2 separate regions of the Homo sapiens genome follow, and region 2 is linked to region 1. The links are chromatin loops, found by intact Hi-C in ENCODE. Cell type or tissue: heart left ventricle. All regions are shown on one strand. Links, peaks and the distances in the headings refer to the core of each region. The heading gives the core; the rest is flanking DNA. Region 1 overlaps PTPRM (protein tyrosine phosphatase receptor type M). Region 2 overlaps PTPRM (protein tyrosine phosphatase receptor type M).

The links. A loop is a pair of places that touch in the nucleus more often than their neighbours do. Peaks named below come from ENCODE experiments on the same cell type or tissue, not always from the same donor. Only the 100,000 strongest peaks of a DNase experiment are listed, where the experiment ranks them.
Region 2: a loop joins it to region 1, with 5 times the contacts of the local background. A loop is called at or near these places in 1 of 110 quality-filtered maps.

Annotation. Positions count from the first base shown.
Region 1 is chr18:7,619,157-7,631,306 of GRCh38, reverse strand. The region is part of intron 1 of PTPRM (protein tyrosine phosphatase receptor type M); the gene reads right to left. Among named protein-coding and RNA genes, the nearest start is that of PTPRM, 58 kb to the right of the region's middle. In heart left ventricle, for the core only: a CTCF peak has its summit at 4,303; no DNase peak of the experiment used is centred there; H3K27ac peaks cover 1,911 bases.
Region 2 is chr18:7,675,619-7,687,768 of GRCh38, reverse strand. The region is part of intron 1 of PTPRM (protein tyrosine phosphatase receptor type M); the gene reads right to left. Among named protein-coding and RNA genes, the nearest start is that of PTPRM, 110 kb to the right of the region's middle. In heart left ventricle, for the core only: no CTCF peak of the experiment used is centred there; no DNase peak of the experiment used is centred there; H3K27ac peaks cover 4,202 bases.

The DNA of each region.
Region 1 (12,150 bases), core at 1,900-9,899:
AAAGAAATTAGCACAGGTTTTGATGAGACTGCATAATATTTTCTCAGTGGGATTCAGTTTCAATTTAAAGCTGACAGGACATTTTGAGCTTAAAGATACTGAGTGATTTGGTTAAAATTACAGAGGATTGGATTCAAGATTACTTTGTAATCTCATGACTTTAAAACCTTCTTAATTAAAGTCTTACATTTGTTTTAAATAAAACAGGACACAGAAGTGTAGAACAGAAAAGCAAATCAGGATGAGGGAAAATGTTTCTGGCCGGTAGTCCCCGGGATCTCTGAATTTAATTTGATACTCAATTAAAGAGGAAATCAGATCCTGGGCACAGGCTCTCACTTTCACATGGCACATAAGCCAACCCAACCTAAGGGTCCCCATGTAAATTACCACTGGCTCACGTGACACTACACTATATGCCTGCAACCATCCCCCTTCATAGATAACAAGGCAAAATGTGCTATTAATGGTGTCTGTGTTTATCTTATCTCAAGGAGAGAAAAACAAAGCTTTAGTTTTGAAAAAATTACTTCACAAGGGCTCACTTGTATAAGAGACTGACAATGTAAATCCATCATCCTCTCAAAGATTTCTTCAGAGTTCATGATAGAAAACATTTTAAAATAACAAAGATGAAACTTTAAAAGCATTACTCAAAACTTTTTTCTTTAATTCCCCCACTTTTAATTCTAAAATAAACCAGCAAAATAGCCCAAAAGGCTACTCCATCTTTTAAAAATGTTTAAAAACCTCCCTTCCACGTTGCGCGTAAGTGACTGTCCTAGGTCTCTGCTCCTCCTCATAACCACATCTCTCAGGAGACAGTCTCCATAATCACTCTCTCTGGTCCTCACCCCAACTCCCTGCAGCCTCCAGTGTGGCACCTAAACGGCTCTTGCTGAAGTCACAGGGACATCCAGGCCAAGGAATCCAAGGCTGTTCTTCTCAGGTCTCATCTCTCCTGCTCTCTTGTCTATATCACCTTTGGGAAACACCCTCCTCCCTCTTCAGGGGCTTCCCTGGTGACGGCCGAATCCTGGTTTTCCTCCTCTCCACCACCAGACATTAGATGTCTGGAGCCCTCTTCTAACACTCTTCCTGCTCCCTCGACAATTTCATCCACCCCTTTGGCTTCAACCATCTGACCTCTCCTTCTGAGCTCTAACCCCACATACCCAACCACCCATTAGACATGTCAGAGTGGCCATCTCAGGCACCTCAATTTCCATTCGTTCAAAACATTCCCACAAACCTATTCCCTGGGTGAGTAAATGGCATCCCTCTCCACCCTGAATACCCTCTTACCCTTATCCCCATGATCTGGTCTACCATCCAGGCCAGCTGATTTTAGCTCCCAAAAAAACCTCCTCATGTCCCCTTGTCATTCACCTGGAATACTTCAATAGTCTATTAACCAGTCCACTGCCACCCACTCTACCTCCTCCATGAACATTTTTAAGTCCATTCTCTTCACAGTCTGAGAGATCTTTAAAAATATGATGTGTATTTTGAGTGTGTGGGTCTGCACATTCACACACACACACTACACACACACAAAATCTGGTTACCCTATGTTACTCTAGGCTAAAATGGTTTCAGTTGTGCTTAAAATCTTTAATGTGGTTCTGGAAAACCTCCAATTTCTGGCTCACACCTATATGTCTACTTTTTTCTAATACAACTTGCCCTTCACTCTCTTGAGTACAACCACAAAGCTGACCTTTCAGTTCCTAAAACATTTCATACATGCTCCTCCAAAAAGGGCTTTTGTACATTTGTGACCTCTGTTATACCCCACCACCCTCTACCCAGCAACAGGTCCCCTATTGTGTTGATTAAAAATTCAGATGTTCAGGCCCCACCCTAAATCTAATGAATGAAAACATCTCAGGGTAACCAGAACACATCCTTTCAACAAGTGGCTGGATCATTCTGATGAGCAGGTGTGGGAAGCTGATCTAAATGATCATCAACCTAATGCTTGAATCCTCTTGACCACATCCACGAGGCTAAATTCTCTAATCTCGGCATTTAATTAGGCAATCCATCCCTTCTGTGGACAGGTTAGATGGTTCTTCCCTACATTGACCTGAATCCTTCCTCCCAAACCCTGTACCCATTGATCTTAGTTCAATAATATCTTACAATTGCCCTCATATGACATGATTGGCACCCCCGCCATCTTAATGGCTTTCCTCTGAGGCTGCTTCCATGAGTGTACCATCATTTTGAAGCATACTTCGTAATATCAGTGTAAGTGGTTCCATGATACTTCTCAGTGAAGCTAACTCAATGGTTCAAACCACTCTAAAGCAAGTGACTGCACAGTGGTCATGAAACCAGCATCACGTAGATGGAGATGAGCTGGAAACTGCGAACCTTGCCAACCTCAGCTTCCTCATTGTTAAACTGGGATAGTAATAGTGCCTTCTTTGGGCTGATAGAAGAATTAAAATTGCTCAAGCATGCACGGAAAGTACACAGTGCCTGTTCCATAGAAATGTACACAAATGGAATGTGAGCTCCATGAAGCCAGCATTTTGGGTCTATTTTGTTGGGCAGCAGCAGCATTTAGGACAGTGCCTGACAGGGTGGGCCCTCAATTATCTGCTGAATGACTGAATTATTAACAGTCATGGACAAAACTAGAATTGAAATGTTAAAATTTTCAATATAGTAAAAAAAAGATGAAAATGAATTCAAGCTTAGTTTTCCTTTAAATTAAAGCACATTCTTGAAGTGACTCTTAAAATGCCAACTAATGGTTTTAACAGATTATATGATCTTTTAAATATCTAATTCTTTTAAGAAAAATGGCAAAAGACAAACGATTTACAATCACGTTTTTGTATGATAGCTGCAATTTTCAGAAAGTTATCGTTTTAAACTTTCATTTGAAAGACAGTAACTACTTTGCAACAACAATACACTAGGGAATAACAGAAATACATTAGTTGCATTAATTTTAAGTAGAATCATTAAGCTACTTATCTTTTTTTGTTTCTGGATTATTTTACTGCTTTGATATTAATGTGAAAAATAGTGAATGCTTCAAATGCTTTTAAAAATTCAGTCTGGTATACAGAAATGAATAGTGGTTCACAGAATACATATCCTGTGTGTGTGTGCGTGCATGTGTGTTTGTGTGTGTGTGTGATGGAGTCTCACTCTTGTCACCCAGGTTGGAGTTCAGTGGTGCAATCTCGGCTCACTGCAAGCTCCGCCTCCCAGGTTCACACCACATATTTTTTATATTACTTATTGAAATGGTATCTTTGTCATGTGGCCATCTAAAAATTCTTCAAATTATTTTAGACAAAATAAGGTGGCTTTTTGTTTTCAAATAGACACAGGTAGAGAGCTGCATACATCAGAATCTCCATTTGTGCAGGGCCTCTTATTTGGAATCAATGGAACTCCTTCTGACTCTAGTCACTGTAGCACCGCACAACACCCCATTTCCTAACTAACTGCTACTGTTGATTTCCTTGCTGTCCTTAGAGAGGACCTTCTGTCAGGAAAAATCACCGAGTTAAAGTTCAGCTCTACTCTCCACTACAAAAATTCCCTGTCTGAAATGTTGAAGGAGGCATTTAACATTGGCAAAGCCAAGTACTCAACTCCCATGCCTCTGGTGCCCGCCGAATTTTCTCATCTTCACATTCCCTTAGCACAAGGCCTGCAAAATACTTCCTAAATACTTCCTAGAATGAACCGAGCCTCACCGCAGGTTACTGGGCATTCTGTGTCCCCAAATCTCCCTCCTTCCATGTACCCTAAGGCCCAGAGTCAGGTCCTGAAACATGAGGATAAAGACCTTTACCCCAAAGATGGGTGGTCACTGGGAAGGGCCAGTTCTCTGGGAAGACAGGATCTCATACAAGGGCTGAGGAGGCCAAGAACAGAATGGTTTCAGGACATATGCCTCAGGACAGAGAGGAATAAAATGCTTCCCCGCCTGGCTGCTGGACTAAACCAAGCCTTTGAGGGAGACAGCTATAACCCTGCAAAGGAAAAGGCCCATATCCGGAGGCCCAAAAGGATGGTAACATCTGATAACCAAAAATTGAAAAGGGAAATTGTCCCACCCAGAGTAATGACAGGGTGGCTGGTTGTGCAAGTCAGTGAGGTCAGGAGGTGAGTAGAAATGGCAGGGATGGAAACAACAACTTCCACAGGGGATTCTCATTCCACCAATATTTCAGTGTGAGTCATCCCAGAACCTCGAGAAGAGGAAGGAGACCAGGGAAGTCCCTCTGCTTGGAGGAAGGACACTAAGCCACCTGCAGAGGGGGATAGTGCCGAGGGGAGAGTGAGCTGAGTGTGATGCACTCCCAGGTGCAGGCATGGATTGGATAAACCACGGAATTGTGTCAAAAATCTCCCGACTCCAGCCCCAGCAACAGAGCGAGACCTTGTGTCTACAAAAATTTTAAATTTTTAAAATGTTTACACAGGAGTTCCAGATACTCAGGAGCAGTCCCAGCTAGTCAGGAGGCCAAATTGGGGGGATTACTTGAGCCCTGGAGTTCAAGGTTACAGTGAGCTATTGCACCACTGCACTCCAGCCTGGATGACAGAGTGAGATCCTGTCTCTAAAAATAAATAAATAACCCAGATAACCCCAGTGTACAATCTGCAGCAACATGGGTCAGGCTTAGACCCTGAGCAAGGGGCACTGAAATTGTACACAGGACAACCTCACTGCTAACCTAGCTCTTTGTGAAGCCACCAGCTGTGTGGCTGGGAGAGGGGAGAGGGTCATACCAGCAGAAGTCATCTGTATGCCCCTTCCACTCTCCATACAGGTTCTTCAGGTCACTCATGTCCAGGCTGACAGTTGGAGTCATTAAAGAAGTCCCTGATAGTGGAATTTAGGTCCCTGTGTATGAGATTATGAAATGGAAAATATTCTCTCTGCCTAAACTCTGTCCATCAGGGCTGTACTCTATGGAGTCTGCTAAAGTCCAAAGATCATTAAACCCTTTTAAATGAAGGTGGTGACCACAGTCTTTGCCAAACGCGAGTGCATGTCTCACAGAGGGAAGGGCATTTCCTATGTCATATTACCTGATTGGATGGTATATGGAAATAATCTTGTTTAAAAGCAAGCCTAGAATGAAGTCCTGCTTTGGAGAATTTAGTTCTGAAGACGGGGCTACAGAGCCTTTCCTTTTCCCAGTGAATGTCATCAGAGGAAAAGGTGCTAAAATTACAAGAGCCTAGCATTAGATGCTTTTATGAATGTTAAGGCATTTTAGCCTCACAGTAGGAAGTATTTTCTCTATATTACAGGAAAATGAAGCTGAGAGGCTGAAACGGCTGTTTCAGCTGGATGCCGAGGACCTGGGTTTCAAACCCAGGCTCATGGGCCCCAATGTCACACACTGACCACTAGTAACTGGTCTCACTGCAACTTTGCCAGTTATTGATAGAGACAGAGGAAGTCTATCTTGATGAACAAACCCCCTTGGCCAGGCGCTGTTGCTCACGCCTGTAATCCCAGCACTGTGGGAGGCCGAGGCGGGCGGATCACCTGACATCAGGAGTTCAAGACCAGCCTGGCCAACATGGCAAAACCCAGTCTTTATTAAAAATACAAAAATTAACCGGGCATCATGGCAGGTGCCTGTAATCCCAGCTACTCAGGAGGCTGAGGCAGGAGAATCGCTTGGACCCGTGAGGCGGAGGTTGCAGTGAGCCGAGATCACGCCACTGCACTCCAGTCTGGGTGACAGAGCGAGACTCTGTCTCAAAAAAAAAGAACCTCTCAAACTCCCAACCTTTTCATTCAAGAGGTCATGGAGAGGTGATAATGAAAAGCTTTATTTTCTATTCTCTTACCTTGCAATATAATTTCACCACAGGGCAAGAATTAGGCCATATTTCTTCTTCATTTTTAAGCCAAAAATAGCAAACAGAATCAAATAGTGTGGGCAACTTGACTTTTAAAAACATCTATTTGTATCCAATTTGATAAGAGTCGGGAAAATTACTAGCAAGCAAAAGCAAATCAGGAAATCTGGAAACTTCTGATTTATTGATAAGCTATTAGGTTGTTTTAACTACTTTCCTATCAAGAAACAAAGGAAACAGATTCGAGATGACATTCTGATGCCTGCTTAAAAAGACCTTTATGTTTTCTTAGTCTTCTAAAAGCTTTTTTCATGAAAGATTTTATCTTATTACTCTCCCTAAATATATACGCTCCCTGACCACTATAGGTGCATTTCAAGCTCTTGTAGAGTTTCTGTAAATTCTGTTAGAGGCAAAAAGTGATCATTTTGAGTTCCTTGAAAATAGTAGCTAATGGAGGAACAGCAGAGGGAATGTGCCTGGTTACTCAGCAGCAGCAGCTGATACACACATTAGGCTCGCCACACACACACCAGGCTCACTACACCTACACCAGGCTTGCTACACGCCCAGCACTGTTCTAGGAGCTCTGCACAGTGCATTCATGCAGCCTTCGCAACAATCTCATGCAGTAGATACTACTGCTGTCTCTATTTAATAAAAGCAGAATCTGATGGCGAGTGCGGTAGCTCACGCCTGTAATCCCAGCACTTTGGTAGGCCAAGGTGGGCTGATTGCTTGAGCTCAGGAATTCAAGATCAGCCTGAGCAACGTAGCAAAACCCCATCTCTACCCAGAAATACAAAAATTAGCTGAATGTGGCAGCACGCACCTACAGTCCCAGCTACTTGGGAGAAGGATCACTTGAACCCAGGAAGTCAAGGCTGCAGTAAGCCATGATGACGCCACTGCACTCCAGCCTGGACAACAGAGTGATACCCTGTCCCAAAAAAAAAAGCAGAATCTGAGGCACAAAGAGGTTAAGAAACTTGCCCAGGATACACGACAAGAAAAAGGTAGAACTAGGATCAAAATCCAGTCAGTCAGTCTACAGTACTGCCATCCTCATAGTTCAGTAGAGGCTAACTGATTTCAAACTAGATAACTAGGGGAGATGTCCCTTTAAGGATGTACTCTGACCTTATTATGAATACAGAGTTCAGACCTCTAGCCTTCATCCTTTGGGAAGCCTGTAGAGTCAAGCACAGTGGAAAGAACATGGAAGAGCAGTTGCTGGGAAAAGCAGTTGCTGGGAGTTAAGGTCCCACTCACCGCTATAAATAGTTAGTTGTATGGCCTCAGGCAAATCACTTTGCTTCAGGAGACCTTATTTTTAAAATGTAAAATCCCAGAGGCAGGGGAAAGAGGATCTGTATAATAGTTTCCAGTATACACCGCCTGATCCAGTTTCAGATCCACCAGTACTGGCCAGTATGTTTCATCATAATAGTTACCCCCACCCCCTGCATGATTTTCTATAGTCCTTCTCTCATAATTTGGTCTCACAGTTCACTCCAAGTGTGCCCAAGGCAGAACAGTGCAGCAAGAAAGAGCTGGGGTTGGTCCAGAAAGTCCTGTGTCCACCTCCATGGCTGACCAGCTTGCAGCCACCAGTTTGTTTTTTTAGGAGGAACAATGCCACCTACCTCACATGCTTGTTCTGGGGGTAAGTAAAGTGTCAAACACCTGTCACATGGGAGGAGCTTGTGAATAAGAGTTATTTTTAATATTCTAGGCCTCTTACCTGAACTGTTAAGCCTCATAAAAAATGCAAGCAAAGACACTCAAGGTAACATTATTAATAATGAAAAACTGTTAGGAGCCTAAATACCAACAACCCAAAAAATAATATATAAATTATGGAATAGTATTAAAGTCACATGCAGCTATTAAAAATCATATTTTCTAAGACTATTTCAAAGCATGGAAAAATCATGATGATCTCGACCACTGAAACAGGCAGGCTGTAAAAACTGCCTATATAGCTGTATTCACTATTATACACAACAGTAAGTACACATGTATAATACATATATACGTGCATGGAAATCTGCAAAAATACAACAAATTGTTAGTAGTGCTACTTTGAGTAGGTAGTATGTTTTATCTTCCTTTTAATACTTTCTGGTATTTCCTAGTTTTTCCTACAATAACAATATTAGACTCATAATCAGAAAAAGGGTTAAAAACAAAGTGATTCTGACACCCAATACATATTTTTCCAAAAAAAGGTAAGATTTACACTAAAAGCAAAATCGTTTTAAGTAACTAAATTGTAAAATATCACCCCAACAAGAAATTACCTTATGCCAAGAAGAGTAATAGAAAAATTATAATTTCCAAAAATTCAAACTAAAATAAGCAAGTTTAACATGCTGAGAATTTATAAAATAAAAAGGTATCATAAAAATTTTACACAAGTTTGACTGCCCAGAATCACAGAAAAATCAGAAATGGAAAGTTTTAGAAAATGATTTTTCTTCTTATGCCTGGAAAAAAAATCTTGGAGGGATTAGAGGTTCAGATGAGAACTTGGCTGAACTTTGGCTTGTTTCAACAAGCCCAATTTTTATTCTCTTTCTCTCTCCTCAACAGACACATACACAAAGCTGGGCCTAGTGAAGTATTTCACTCTCAACTCTCAGATTAAAAGAAAAATACAAGAATCTACCTTCCCCTACTCCCCTAGCAGCACCATGTACCTGCTGCCTGATGCTGAAACTGACTTCAGCAGGGACGTCATTTTCTCCTATGCCCATCTCACTGTCCTCTCCAGCCCTGCAGGAGGGCAGCAGGCCTGACTTGGGGCTTGCCATTCTGTAACCACCCTGACTCCCTAGGGTTCCACAGGACAGCATCTCTTGATGACTAACAAATTTCAGCACCATCCCAAGGTATTTATCTAGGGTGTCCTTCCTTCTAATTGTTTACATCATACAGACAAGAGCCCTGTTAATAGCCTTTTTGAAAGGACAAAACAGGTAAATAAGGGAGTCCAGCACAGACCACAGAAAACCCAGTATAGACCCCTGGGAGCCCAGTATCAATTCCTCTCATAGCAGCATATGAGAGGCCTGACCATGAACCATGGCTGCTATGGTAAGGAGGGTGTGAGAGGGTAGAGGAAGTAGCTAGAAGCTTGATCGATAAAGGAATAATGCATATACACAGTACATATTTTAGGATTCTTAAACCAAAAAAAAAGAACAAATACACTACGTATTTCAGAAATTGCAGGCCATGTTATTATTTATAAAAATTCAATTTTTAGAATATTCTTCTCACACATCTATTAGAATGGTCAAAATCTCGAACACTGACACCACCAAATTCTGGCTAGGATATGGAGCAGCAGGAACCCTCATTCATCACTGGAATGAGAAATGGTCTAGCCACTTAGAAGACAGTTGGGCAGGTTTTTACAAAATTAACCACATTCTTACCATATGATCCAGCAATCACAGTTCTTGATAGTTATCCAATGGAGTTGAAAACTTATGTCCACACAAAAACCTGTACATGGATGTTTATGGCAGCTTTATACAGAATTTGCCAAATTGGAAGCAACCAAGATATCCTTCAGTAGGTGAATGGATAAACTGTGGTACATACAGATGATGAGAGTATTATTAGGCACTAAATAGAAATGAGCTATCAAGCCACAAAAAGACATGGAGGGAATTTAAATGCATATTATTAAGTGAAAGAAGACAATCTGAAAAAGCTACGTATTTTGGGATTCCAACTATACGACATTCTGGAAAGGGCAAAACTATGGAGAAAGCAAAAAGATCAGTCGTTGTCAGGGGTTGGAATCAGGTGATGGATGTATAGATGGAGCACAGAGGATTTTTAGGGCAGTAAAAATACCCTGTAGGATACTATAATGGCAGATATATGCCATTACATATTTGTCCAAACCCACATAATGTTCAACATCAAATGTGGCCCACTAATGTAAACTGTGGCTCTGGGTGATAACGGCATGTCAATGTGGGTTCATCAGCTTTAACAATGCACCACTCTGTGGGAGCTGTTGATAATGGGGGGCTATGCATGTGTGGGGGCAGGGCTATATGGGAACTCTAGCACCTTCTCAAATCTGCTGTGAACATAAAACTGCTCTTCTTTAAAAAATACTCTTTTAGTCTTAATTTAACAGAGTTTCAAACATTTGTTCTTTAGATCAAGGATTCTAGAGTCTGGGTTCAAATCCCAGTTTACCAATTATTAGCTATGTGACCTTGGGCAAGTTTCTTAACCTCTCTGTGCCTCTACTGCCTCATATGAATATTTACTCACAGTGTTATGAGGATTAAATGCATTAATAAATTTAAAGGCCTTAGAATATTGCAGCATACAATAAGCACTGCGTAAGTTTTAGCTGCTATTATTTTATAAAGTTTTGTTTATTTATTTATTTATTTACTTAGTAGACACGGGGTCTCACTAGGTTGCCGACTGGTCTCAAACTCCTGGCCTCAAGCAATCCTCCTGAGCCTCCCAAATCACTGGGGTTATAGGTGTGAGCCACTGCACCCAGCCTATTATTATTTTATTGTTGCTGTATTACTGTTATGATCTATTTGAACTGGCTTTTGATAGGTTCAAATATTACTGCCTCTTTCAACTATGCCTATTTAATCACACTCAGAAGTGTATAATACAGCAGTAGAAAGAGTGTACATCTTGGAATGAGAGACTTCTTGGAGCTGCTTCAGTGATATCATGTCCATGTGATGATCTGAGCACAGTACTTACCTTCTGTGAGCCTCAACTTCCCAGCTATAAAGTGTGCATTATATTTCCAATTCCCAAGAGTTTTGTGAAGAGTGGAAAACATTTGTGAAAAGCAGATTCTCTCAAGCACTGCAATGCACCTAAGGATAATAGGTCTAGAATCCGATTCCCCAGCCGCCCAGCTCTGGCTTGATGAAAGCATGTGAATCTCCCTCACTTGGCAATTACAAGCACTTTCACCCACTCTAGGACACAGAGTTGTCCTCATCTGTGGCAGAGAAGAGGGGTCGGGGGTCCAGGCATTCTGAGTCATGTAATGGAAGAACAGAAGCTGCTTTCCATGTTTGGTTAGCATAAAATTGAGAATTCCCACCAAGATACCATGCAAAGGATAGAAACAGACTTAGCGGGTAGAAGCAGGAAGAGAAAGAATGTTGTAGAAACCTATGGGAAACAGACAACAAGAAACAAAGGAGAAAGGCCAATGCCTGGTACAGTGGTTCCTGTGTAGCAGCCAGCGGTTTCTCTGCCCTAACTCCTGTCCACCACATCACCATGGGAAGTTCTCTATTCAGCCTAAGGTAGGGAAACACCCATGGACCGCCTGAGTGGTTTTCTCCTAGAGAAAAATCTAGTACTTTATAGGTTGTATGCATCGGGGCAGGCTAAGTCATGCTGCAGTAACAATCACAAAATATCAAGGAACATATCACTTCTTGTGCACCCTCCATGCCCACTGGCCATCAGCTGGGAGCTCTTTTCCAAGTCATCCTCACCCTGGGGCTGAAGAATCAACTGCAAGTTTCCATGGCACAGGATGTGGTGAAACAAGCACGAGCTTTCCTGCTTCTGCTCAGAAGTGACATTTAATTGGCCAAAGCAAGTCATATGGTCACGCCTATGTCCAAATGAACAGGGAACTGCTATCTACTCTATGCGCAGGAGGAGAGTCCGAATATTTGTGAATATTCATATATCCAGTGGGTCCCCAACACCTGCTGCCCACCTGTTCATTGGACAACACATTCGGGACGTCTTTACTAAGGTCTGAAACAGATGACGAGAGCGTGAAGCAGAAGCTTCAACAGACAAACTGTGACTACTTCTCCCCTGTGTCTTCAACAAGTGATTTCTTAAAGCTTAACCATTAAATAGTACAGAACTTAAATGGTTATTTAAGACCCTAAATAATCATCACCATCCTGTATTTTAAACACACACACATTCACACACACACAGCAGCAACTGCCAACCATCTGTACTGAAAATATTCTTTATTTTACAAATAAGACTTTTCCGGGACTGGAGTCCCCAGTGAAATGTTGCTTTACAAAGCCCAGTCAATCCCAAGTGAAAGTTCTTTCTTTCTTAGAAAATGTCATCATCTGTAAATGTTCCCTGGTGCCAAGCTCAAGGAGGGGCTCCAGAGTTTCTCCCAGAACTAAATCCTCTGTGAATCAAGCTTTTAGATACTCTCAACATTCCTGGCATCCAGACATTCATACAACCCTGAATTATTTATTCACCAATCTTTGCACAACTTCCTAAACACCA
Region 2 (12,150 bases), core at 2,709-10,708, 56 kb before region 1:
CCTTGTTTATGCTCCATGCAAACATAGAAGGTACATGTAGTAAAAAGTAATTTTAATCCATCTCCTTTACCATAAAATATGAGGTACGGTATTGCTGTCCATTAAGGAAATCATCATTCTACCTGATATAAACATCTTCTGCTGCCAACACATTATAATGTTTAAATACGCATTTTAAATGGAAACTTAAATTATTCTAGTGAATAAAATTATCATCAGGAAGGTTTCCTAAAGCAACTATGGTAGCAGCGGATTTTTAAATTATCATCTAACAGGCTGCTGATATCAAATAAATTAGAGTAAATCAAAATAAGATTAAATGTGTAAATAATGTATTGCTTCAATCCCACCATAGGTAAAGTCATTACATTAAAAAATTTTTATTTAAAATTGAGAACATTCACCAAAATTATCATATTTGAATTTCCCTGGTGGTTTTATGCTATTATTTCCTTGCCAGACCACAATTAAATCTTAAATTTTATCTCATTCACAACAAAATCCTTTTTGCTGTGAATTTAGAAATCTCATATTTTAAGTATAGAATTCTGTGCTATCAAAAGTGATGATCTGCTCTTGACAAAATTACATTATCAATATTTAAAACATTTTTTGCAATCTAATAGTAAAACTGGTCAGTGTCATTCCCAAGGTACACATTAAAATTTTACTTTAAAATGTTATTACAAGATTAGTTGAGGTTATAAACTAGAAAAAATCATTTTGAATAAGCCAGAAGCAATAACCTTATTTTATAACAATTCTTTCTACGACAGCTTATATTTGTCTTATAAAACAGTCAAAATCTTTTTGAAACTATTACTTCTTTCAGGAGCTTTCTCTCTGATGTCATTAACTTTGGCCTCTTTTTTATCTTCAATCTTAAATTAATTCCCTGGGAAGCTTGTGGCTTGTTGGCTGGTTGGAGGGATTAAATATAAGGATTTATAAAGAAAAGCAGCTTTTGATACAATGCTATTAGAACATGATCACTTACCCATAAACTGTTAGATACAGAGGTTTTTTTCATGTTAGACACAAATGTTCATTTTAAAAGCCATTATCATGCAACAAATAGAATGAGGATTATTTTTGTAGTTTATATTCACCTTACAAATAAATAATCAGTGAACATGACTCCAGGATAACAGACAATGATTTTTGGCTCCTCTGTATTTGCTTGCAGTTTTTTTTTTTTGGCAATCCGTTTTCATCATGATATGCTAAATGGACCCTTCTTATACACTAGTCAAAGGATTTCATTGATATTATGCAAATAAGAATATGCCTGAAATATTCTAACTTAACTGGGAGGAGTGCTTTGGGGTTTCTATGATTTAAGGCAGTGGTTGTGTAGTAATAAAAGACTATTGTTTAAGGCAAAAGTGTTTTTTAAATTACCACTCAATGCATTTTTTGAGTAGTTTTTGAGAAAGCATTTTAAGTAACAAGAGATTCTACAGTAAACATCAGGTTTTTGCTTTAGAGTTTTGCCCCCAGCATCTATTCATTCTCTCTTTGGTTAGTAATAGCATCCCGAGTCATTTTGATGGATTTATCCCTCCATCAGGTGCAGACCTGGGAGATCCTTGTCCCATGGACCTTTCTCCAAAGGACTCTGGGTCTTGACTGGGATGGTGCAAGGACAGAGACATGATTCTATTTCATTTTTTACAACATGCCCTGAAAAGACAGGGCAGTAGTTAGATAGTAGATCCTGCTCCCTAAAACTACCCTCTATCTCTCTCAATCTTTATTCTGAGCCCAGTTTTCTGGCCTGCCACTAGAGTCTGTGAGCTTCCTCATGTCCTTATAATAAATTCCTTTTCTGCTTTAAGTGAACTGCAGTCCAATTTTATTGCTTGCAACCAAAGCACCCTAAATGATGCAGGTGCCCTTTTGTGAGATCATCTCTATGATAAAGTAATGGATATTGACTCCATTTTAACCATCAGGTGCTCTTTCTAGAGATGAATTACAGCCTGACCTTGCCTAGTGGCTCTGAGGAGTCCTTAGGAGGTAAACTTAAAAACAAACAAACAAAAAAAAAACCAATAGCCTTAGGAAAACTACTTCTAATGGTTTTGCTTTTGCTGTGTGGCCCTAGGACTTGGTAACTATCAACATGGTAATGCTACATTTGCCCATTCATACAATCAACCTTCTAACTTATGATCCATAATCTCAATTATATTTGTAAAAATTCCAGTGACCCAGTTCCATAGACTCCTTCTCACAATAAAATAAGCAATGAACTAATCCATATTATGTCTTTGTCTCACCTATAATACACATTAAGAGTCTGGATATAAATAGTTCTACAAAGCTAGAACAGTAATTGCTCCTTTTCTAATACGTTTACTATCATCTTTAAGAATCTCTCACACCCTTCGGGGCATCAAGATACAATGATCATACTTTAGTTAAAATTTCTTTCCACAAATCCCTTAATATGAAATAAAATTAGCCATCACTACTGAAATAGGATGTTCATCAGGCCAGCAAATAACAGTACAAGCTTGGGCTTGTTCCAGCAGGGTTCAGACAGGGGCAGGGGCACTTGGAGGCATTCTGAGATGACCCTGGTGGTGGGTGGAATTTTAAAAATGCACTTACCCACCCCAGATCCCACATCCTGTAGAACTCGTGACTATGATGATGTGCCACTCCTGTGATTACGTTTATAATCGTGTGCCTATCATCATAAGCATAATAATGATCATAACATGATTTTGCCATGTTGTTAGATGGCACAGTTGGCCTTAAGAGTGGGAGAGTATCACTGAAACCCTTGTACACAGTTGTTGGGAATGTAAATTGGTTTTGCTATTATGGAAAACAGTATAGAGATTCCTCAAAAAAATTAAAAACAGAAACATCATATGATCCAGCAATCCCACTTAGGTGTATTTACCCAAAAAAGAAATTGAAATCAGGATCCTGAAGAGCTATTAGTACTCCCAAATTTATTTCAGGACTATTAACAACAACCAGGATGTAGAAAAGACCAAAATGTCCATGGACAGATTAATGGATAAAGAAACTGTGTCATATACATACAATGTATTATTATTCACCTTTAAAGAGAAGGAAATTCTGCAATGTGCGATAACATGGATGAACCTTGGGGACATTTTGTTAAGTGAAATAAGCCAACACAAAAGGACAAATAGCGTATGATTCTATTTATACAAAGCATCTAAAACATTCAAACTCATGGAGGCATAGAATAGAATTACGGTTGCCAGGGCTCGGGGAGAGGGAAATGGGGAGTTCCTAATCAGCAGGTATAAAGTTTCAGTACTCCAAGATAAGTTCTAGAGATCTGCTGTACTATATTGTACCATAATCAACAATAACATATGGTACACTCAAAAATATGCTCAAAGAGTAGATCTTATGATCCCATGTTACGTGTTCTTACCATGTTATTTATTTTATTCATTCATTTATTTTATTTATTTATTTTTTTTTAAATGAGGTCTCCCTCTGTCACCCAGGCTAGAGTGCAGTGGTGTATAGCTCCCTGCAACCTTTAACCCCTGGGCTCAAGGAATCCTCCTGCCTCAGTCTCCCGAATAGCTAGGACTACAGGCATGTACCACCACACCAGGCTACCATAACTGAAAAAACAGAATAGGAGATTCTAATTTCTGAGTCTGACCTAATCACTGAGGCTGTTCTCAGTGGAGCGCTTTCTTAGACTGGTGTCCAGGGAAAAGTCAGAGAGCTTCCACTGGATAAACCACTGCAGGCCCTGAAGAGGGAGGGAGCCACAGGAAAAGGCAGGCAGATAGCCTTGAAAAGCTGCGAGCAACCCCCTGCTGATATCAGGGAGAAAACAGGAACCTCAGACTGACAACTACAAGCAACTGGATTCCCCCAACAACCTGAATGAGCCTGGGGGTGCATTCTTCCCCAGAGCCTCCAGGTAAAGGCTGAGTCAGGAGACACCTTGATCTGGGCTTCCTGATACCCTGAGCATAGCAAGCCCGCTCACTTCAGCCTTGCAGAACTGAGAGCTAATAAGTGAGTGTTGTTTTAATTTGCTAAATTTGTAGCAATTTATTATGCAACAAAAGAAAACAAATCCATCCTTTAATCAAGAAGTTCTTGATCCCCTCAAATTACTTCTCACACCAGGATTTCTAGGTCTCTTCCCACAGAAAAGAGTGACTTTGGGAAGTCATTCTCTAACTTCCTATGCCAATCTCCCACATCCAATAAGATACTTTACTTGTCACTGAAGATGAAGAAAGAAAGGAAAGGATGGTTACAGTTAAGAATGGTGATCCAAGCTGGGCACAGTGGCTCACGCCTATAATCCCAGTGCTTTCGGAGGCTGAGGTGGGAGGATCCCTTCCAGCCAGGAGTTTGATACCAGCCTGGGCAACAAAGCAAGGCCCTGTCTCTATAAAAACATTTTTTTTAATTAGCCAGGCACGGTGGCACACACTGGTAGTCCTAGCTACTCGAGAGGCTGAGGAGGGAGGATGGATGGCTTGAGCCCAGGAGTTCGAGGCTGCAGTAAGGCATGATTGCACCACTGTACTCTAGTCTAGGCGACAGAGCAAGACCCCATCTCAAAAAAAAAAAAAAAAAAAATGGCAAGCCAATCCAGTGCCAGGGATTTCATGGGCAGTCGTCATTAAATGTGCATGGCAAGCCTGACATGAGACTGTTCTTCCTCATTGATTACTCAGAGACACTAAGCCTCATGGACATGACCTCAAATAGGGGCTAAACATTACACAGCAGCAGGTAAAAAGCAAACAAGGAACAAGCTTCTCTCTTATAAACTGGCTTTTTACTCTTAAATTTGCACTCACCCCAAAACCACTGCAGGATACTAAACCACATGAACACTAAAAAAGTATCCAGAGTAGGTTTCAGTCTCAGGGCCCTCTGGCCAGCATAACTTGCACCCCCCCAATGCCCAAGACAGAGAGGAAAGAGGCAGCATCTGAGCCCCATTTAAAATAAAAAATCATAAACGACTTCCTCCAAGCCCCTTCAGCAAATTATTTGTGAACCTCAAATGTTTGTGATTTCTTACAAATAAATAATGTCTAATTTTTAAGCTACATTTTAAAACTAACTCAAAGAGGTCATAAATTTCATCAACCCTATGGTTACAACACAATGGGTCTTTTTATTTGTCATCTCTAACAAAAAGAGCAGTTTAAATACTTTCTCCTATCAAATGCAGACTAAGTAGACACCATACCAATCCTATAAACAATTGTCCCATACCCTGAGAAAGCTAAAATAAATCAGGTGTAACCTAATAAAAGTCAGGGAGCAGAAATGAGTGAAACTTAAGATGCTAGAGGCTTTCTTCTTTATTCTTTTTCTTAAGAAAATTTACTATCTTTAAGAAATGGAATGCACAGCCACATGATTCTAAATAAAATTGCCAGTTAGTATGTTTTCTAATGCTAGTTTCTTCATTTAGATGCTTCAGATACCTTCTTAGACATTCCCTTGAAATAGCTTTATTTCAAAGCTATTTTATACTTAGTGGGGTATCCTCCGGCCAGAATATTTAAATACATGTGAACCAGGATAAGGCTAAAATCTAGCCTGCAGGTTAAGAACTGGTTAAAGAATCTGACCAACTGAACTGGAATCCCAGCTCTGCAACTTACTAGCTGTGCAGTCTTGAGACCAACATATAATCTCAGCTGCTTCTTCTGGAAAATGAAAATCATAATCATACCTACCCCACAGGGTTGTAGAGGTAAAATGAATAAACATACATCTAGCACTGATATAGTGCTCCTATGTGCCAGACTTAGTTATAATTATCAGCCCTCATGAGTGTTTGCCTCTGTTATACTCACAAACTCTCATCACAGCACTGTCAGTGCATGAGAAGCATCCAGGAGAGACCTCTGGGGACTTCCAGGGGCCCCTCTCCTTATATCCACCCAATTAAACCATAAACATACTTATCTCCAGCCATAGGTATGAGAAGACCACATTTTTGATACAGAAATGAAAAAAATAATGTTAGAACTTCGGAATTGTTATTAAAAGAAATGCAATTGAGAATTGAGTGAGCAACGTGGCTTATGCAGTGACTATAGCTATCTATCTAGAAGTCAGCATTTGGTAATTACACCAGCAGTGCATTTGGGAACCATTTCCAAACAAAAATAAGGGTTTTTTGTTTTTTTTTTTAAGGAATCTAACACCTCTTTAATTCCAAAACACAGGAAGTGAAAGAGTACTGAGCAGAGATACACATCAACGAACTGATGCTAAAAACATCATCATGAGGAGAGAACTTGATGGCCCGTGTAACAGCCCCGACATTAATCAGGCTCCACTTCCCTGTAAACCAACAATTACACATTTGCTCATTAAGAAAAAGTGCTTTCAGCCAAGTCCTATAAAGTGTGGGCTACTCTCTAGTCATGCTTGATCTTGGCAAGCTATTTAATTTCTTCAACAACAAAAAGGATAACATCAGTACCTTCTCAAAGTTACCAAAGGATTAAATGAGATAATGCATAACAGTTGATAAAATGGGCTCATTAAGTTTATCCATTATTATTATTATTATTATTCAGGCAGTTCCGAGATTCATATTAAAATATGAACTACATCACAAAAGGGAAAAAAAATCCTCAGAACAAATTACTTCTTTTCTTCAGATGTTAACCTTAAGAAAGTTAAGGGTTTCTAAATTGTGGTGTCAAGCCTTTCCCAGGGGCTCAAGGAGGACCTACGCACTGTTCACCCACATTTCTCTTGACAATATCAAACATCCCACTCCATATTCCAAGATCCAAACAGCTCTTCAGCTGCCAGAGAATATGGGAAATGGTGACCTTGAAGCATCTGGGCAAGTTCACTATCAAGAGTCACATGCTAAGACAGGCATGAACAAGGGTGGGGGAAGGAAAAGCAACACTCCCACCCCATAGCCCACACTTAGCCCCTTATGGGCATGGCCTATGCAGATTTAAGGATTAGAAAGAATGACACATTTCACTATGTTCATAAAGTACTTTCACCAGGAAGCCGAAAACCAGTAAGTATCTGGGCACATCTTTTTCTTTTTCTTTTTCCAGTTTTCCCTATCCGAGCAAAATGACCGACATCCTGGTAAAGCAGCAAAGAAACATTTCCCATACACATAAGTCTCTGGCCCATGTGCAATTGGACAGAGGAAATATACAACAATTGTAGCATGTGAAACGGTTTTCCTACGTCTACCCGAAATGTCATCCCTTACAAACATGAGGCACCACAACACAATTCCCCTCATCACTATATGATGACAATATATTCTTATATTGTGCTGCAATGTATTGAACATCAATCAATAAAGTGTTTACAACACACTAAGGCCCTTGGGGATGGAAACCTGCCAAGTTGAATATGGCACGCTGCTGTACGCAAGTGGCTATTCACATTGTTGCCTTGGGCTTAAGGGACAGAGACGCCATTCACACACTACACAGAATCCACACCTGGCACCACTGCTCCTTTGCCTGCCCCTCCATCACATTTCATCCCTTCACATTTGAAATATTTAGCATTTATAGCTTCCGTCAATTGTATCTCAATAAATGAGTAAATAAAGCCTATTGTCAGCCAGGCGTAGTGGCTCATGCCTGTAGTCTCAGCACTTTGGGAGGCTGAGGTAGGTATATTGCTTGAGTCCAGGAGTTCAAGACCAGCCTGGGCAACATGGTGAAACCCTGTCTCTACAAAATCCAAAAACATTAGCCAGGTGTGGTGGCACTTACCGGTGGTCACAGCTACTTGGGAGACTGAGGTGGGAGGATGACCTGACTCCAGGAGTTTGAGGCTGTGGTGAGCTGTGATCATGCCACTGCACTCCAGCCTGAGTGACCGAGTGAGATCTTGTCGCAAAAAATAAAATATTTTTTTTTTCAAAAAAAGTCTATTGTCAAAGTTAAAAATTGCATGACAAGCTAATGGAGCACAGTCTTCCTATTGTTTTAGACTCACAGAATCTACTAGAGACAATTATAACCCACCATAAAACTATGACTATACAAATTTTACATATAGATCTCTGAGAATATTACAGTATGCCCAATTATGTATTTATTTATTGTTTGTTTTTGAGACAGAGTCTCACTCTGTCGCCGAGGCTGGACTGCAGTGTCGCGATCTCAGCTCACTGTAACCTCTGCCTCCCGGGTTCAAGTGATTCTCGTGCCTCGGCCTCCCGAATAGCTGGGATTACAGGCACATGCCACCATAGCCAGCTAATTTCTTTATCTTTAGTAAAGACGGGGTTTTACCATGTTGGCAAGGCTAGTCTCGAACTCATGACCTTAAGTGATCCACTTGCCTCGGCCTCCCAAAGTGCTGGGATTGCAGGTGTAAGCCACTGCACCCCAGCCCAGTATGCCCAATTATCAACCTTGATCTGAAAGTTCTTTAATAGCCATACCTAGGAACCAAACCTGGAAACATGTGAAATGCCCTAGATATGAAAAAAAGTGATAAAACACAGGAAGATGTGTTCAGTTATTTAAATACTTAAACAGTATATCTTCCTAATGGTCTAAGTTTTACTTAATGAATGACTGCAGTTAGTAAATGCTACATATCTTGGAGTTACAGAATGCATTACAACACTTGACTCTATGATAAAGGCTCAAAAATGTACAGCCAAAGGAAAAGATAATCTCATTTTTTACCTGATAGATTAGAAAAACATTAAAAGATCTGAGCATCCACTGCTGGGCAAGATGTGAGGAAAGGGCACGCCTAACATTGCTGCAGGCAGGAAGAACTGTACTTCCTTTGGGGAAAGCATCTGGTGATGACTGTTTAAAAACGCACATTCACTTTGACTCAGAAATCCCACTCTCAGCATACGGATACATGCATACAGATATCTTTTGTCACAAAAAAAGTATTTTTAACAGTAGAATATGAAAATAGTCTGAAAGCACATCAACAGGGGCACGACTGCATAAGTCAGATATATCCATCTATAGAATATTATGCTGCAATTAAAAGTAACGGTAACGAAGGAGATCAATAGGTACAGACCAGCAAAGATATTCTGAAATACGAAATAAAAAAGACTTTGGTAAGTACGGTATGACATAATACCATTTCTGTAAAAATAAAACAGGGGTGGACTTCATATGTATGTACATATTTAAATTTATATACCTCTGTATACAGAGAAACATGGAGAAAAACACAAACCAAACTGTTAACTGCACACGCCCAGTGGTCCTCTGAAGGCCGGCCTCCCGTTCCCTCAGGGCCCCGTCCAGGCAAGGGTACAAAATGCCTGTGCTCCCAGAGTCACTCCTCTCAGTGCTCCCTGCATGTAGTTCTCATATACAGAACTCCATCCCTGATGCAATCAAATCCCTTAAGTGGGTGACCATGTATTTATCACCCAGATTGGGAAACTTTTAAGAATGGAAGAGGGTGCTTTGAAACATTAGCTGGAGAAATAGGTGTCAACAGGAGCCCTATCCCCTGGAAAAGGAGACATACAGCCACCCTACCCCTGAGCGTGAAGCCAGGACTTCCTAACTACCCACTTTCTCAAGGCAACCCCTTTGTGGGGAGGGGTGTTTTCCTTTATCCGGGACAATCACCACCCACTTTCCAAGGGACAATGTCCTAAGTCCTTCCATACTTAGGTGCTCTAAGTGTCAAGTCCTTCCTTCCCCCCTCTTTCATTCCACAAATACACACAGAGCCCCTATGACTCCTTCATTCAGTCCTTCATTCAATAACCAAGTGCCTGCCATACACTCAGGTGCCCGGAGTACGACAGTGAGGAGTACAGAGATCCTGTCTCTGTGGACCTAACATTCCACCTAGGGCAGAGATGATAAATAAATAAACAGATATCTAATAGGATAGGTGATAAGTCCCACACAGCAAACCAGGGCAGGGTAGGGGACATAGGCAACAGGACAAGGGAGTGGGTACTGCTCTTTACATGGCGTGTGGGCTTCTCTGATAAGGCAGCATTTAGGCAGAGATGGAAGGAAAGGGGCACAGAGCATTTCAGGCAGGAGAAATAGCAGGAACGGGCTCCAGAGGGGGAGCGTGATGCCCATAAGTGAGTAGGAGGGAAGTTGCAGGCCTGATCATGGAAGAAGGCTCTCCATGCCACTCAGGGAAATGAGCCCAGACACCTGTTCCAAGAATTTGCCCAGCCACGTGTACCAAGAACTCAGTCTTGGGTGCAATCAGTATGACATTCATCAACCAGAGAAGTAAGGGCCTTCTAAGGAAGGTGGTCTCATCAACTCCCTGTAAACAGTGGCCCTTCTGCTTCTCTTGTTCAAGGTAAGAGGAGAAAGAAACTTCAGTCCTGGTGGCCATCACTGCAGATATTTAAACATTATAGTTATGCTGTATCTGTTGAAACATAAGGCTGTTAAACCAGTAATCACTCGTCAGCTTTGGTCACAAACATCTAATATTACTGCTGAAAAGTAAAATACTTCCCTTACACAATGCACTTGTTAATGTCCAAACAATTCCCCGTGGTCATATTCAGAGAAGAATCTGGTAGGACTTCGTAAACTGTAAGAAATATGTATACCATCAGGTGGCCCAGAGCAATTCTAGAAATAACGTGGTTTTACACCACTGTTGCATCAGCTTTGAAAGAGAAAGATTTTAAGATGAGAAAAAGAGAAGGGTATTTAGAAGGAATAGAATATTACACTTGGCCTGCCACAAAGTGTCAGCTCTAAAAAAAGGTCAGAGGAAATGCCACTCTTTAAATCCTGAACTAAATTCCCAAATAATTTTTATCGCTGGACCTAGTCTTGGCTTATCAGTGACTTCACTGGCAAAACAGCAAAGCATAGATAATTAATATCAGTTCAGAGACATATAAGCCCCTGTCAAAGAACTAAAAACATACTCACCTTTTTAAAATATTTTCATATTCACAGAACTTAAAAAACATCTGTTATATTGTTCCAGTTTTTAAATAATCTGGCACATTCAAATCAGTAAAACATTTGTCAGTAAGATTTGTACAATTAAATCTTTAGACTTGGGTGTCCTAACACCTAATCCATGCGCGTGCGCGTGCACGCGCACACACACACACACACACACACACATACACACACACACACACACACACACACACACACACAGCTAGAATCTCCTGGCTGACAGAAAACCTGCCCTGGTGGGACATGGACCAAACATTTGTCCTTGACAAACTGTCTGAGACATAAAATTTTGGTGAGGTTTGGGGGTAGGGAGATGACAGCTGAGCTAAAAACATCACTATTATTGATTTTGGCTTCATGCTGCTCCTTTACAGCTGTCCTTTGCAAGCTGAACACAGTATAAGTCAGGCCAAAGGACAAGACGGACAGGAGGCTAAAGCTCACCAACACCCTAGAAGAAGAGAAGGTTACACCCACAATTATAGCTGATCGCCAGCCACCAAACTTTTTTTTCCTTAATGCCAGGGCTCCACAGTGGCCAAGAGACAGGAGATGAATGACTTTTTCTAACAATTGCAACAATAAATAATTTTTATTTTCTAATAGCTAAGAATACTGTGGAAACACTTAAAAGAGTAAGCCAAGAAAAATGTCTTTGCTTCCCTGGGCTTCTAAAAGTCTAGAGTCCACTTCTTGAGAATAAGAGCCAAGTCTGAATTATGTCTTCATGCCTTGGTGCCTAGCACAGTATCACCCATACATCCATTTCACAATGTTAAAAAAATGCTGAAAGGCCGGGCACAGTGGCTCACACCTGTAATCCGAGCACTTTGGGAGACTGAGGCGGGCAGATCACCTGAGATCAGGAGTTCAAGACCAACCTGGCCAACACAGTGAAACTTCGTCTCTACTAAAAATACAAAAAGATTAGCTAAGTGTGGTGGCAGGCACCTGTTATCTCAGCAACTTAGGAGGCTGAGGCAGGAGGACTGCTTGAACCCGGGAGGCAGAGGTTGCAGTGAGCCGAGACCATGCCATTGCACTCTAGCCTGGGCAACAGAGTGGGACTCTGTCTCAAAAAAAAAAAAAATGCTGAATGAAAAAGCAAACAAAAATTTCCCCAACAACCACCAAGTTTACTACGATGCCGAATATCTCCAAAGGTTACTGTGTGCAAAGGGGTGAGATGCAGAGTAAACCAGCGTCAGCA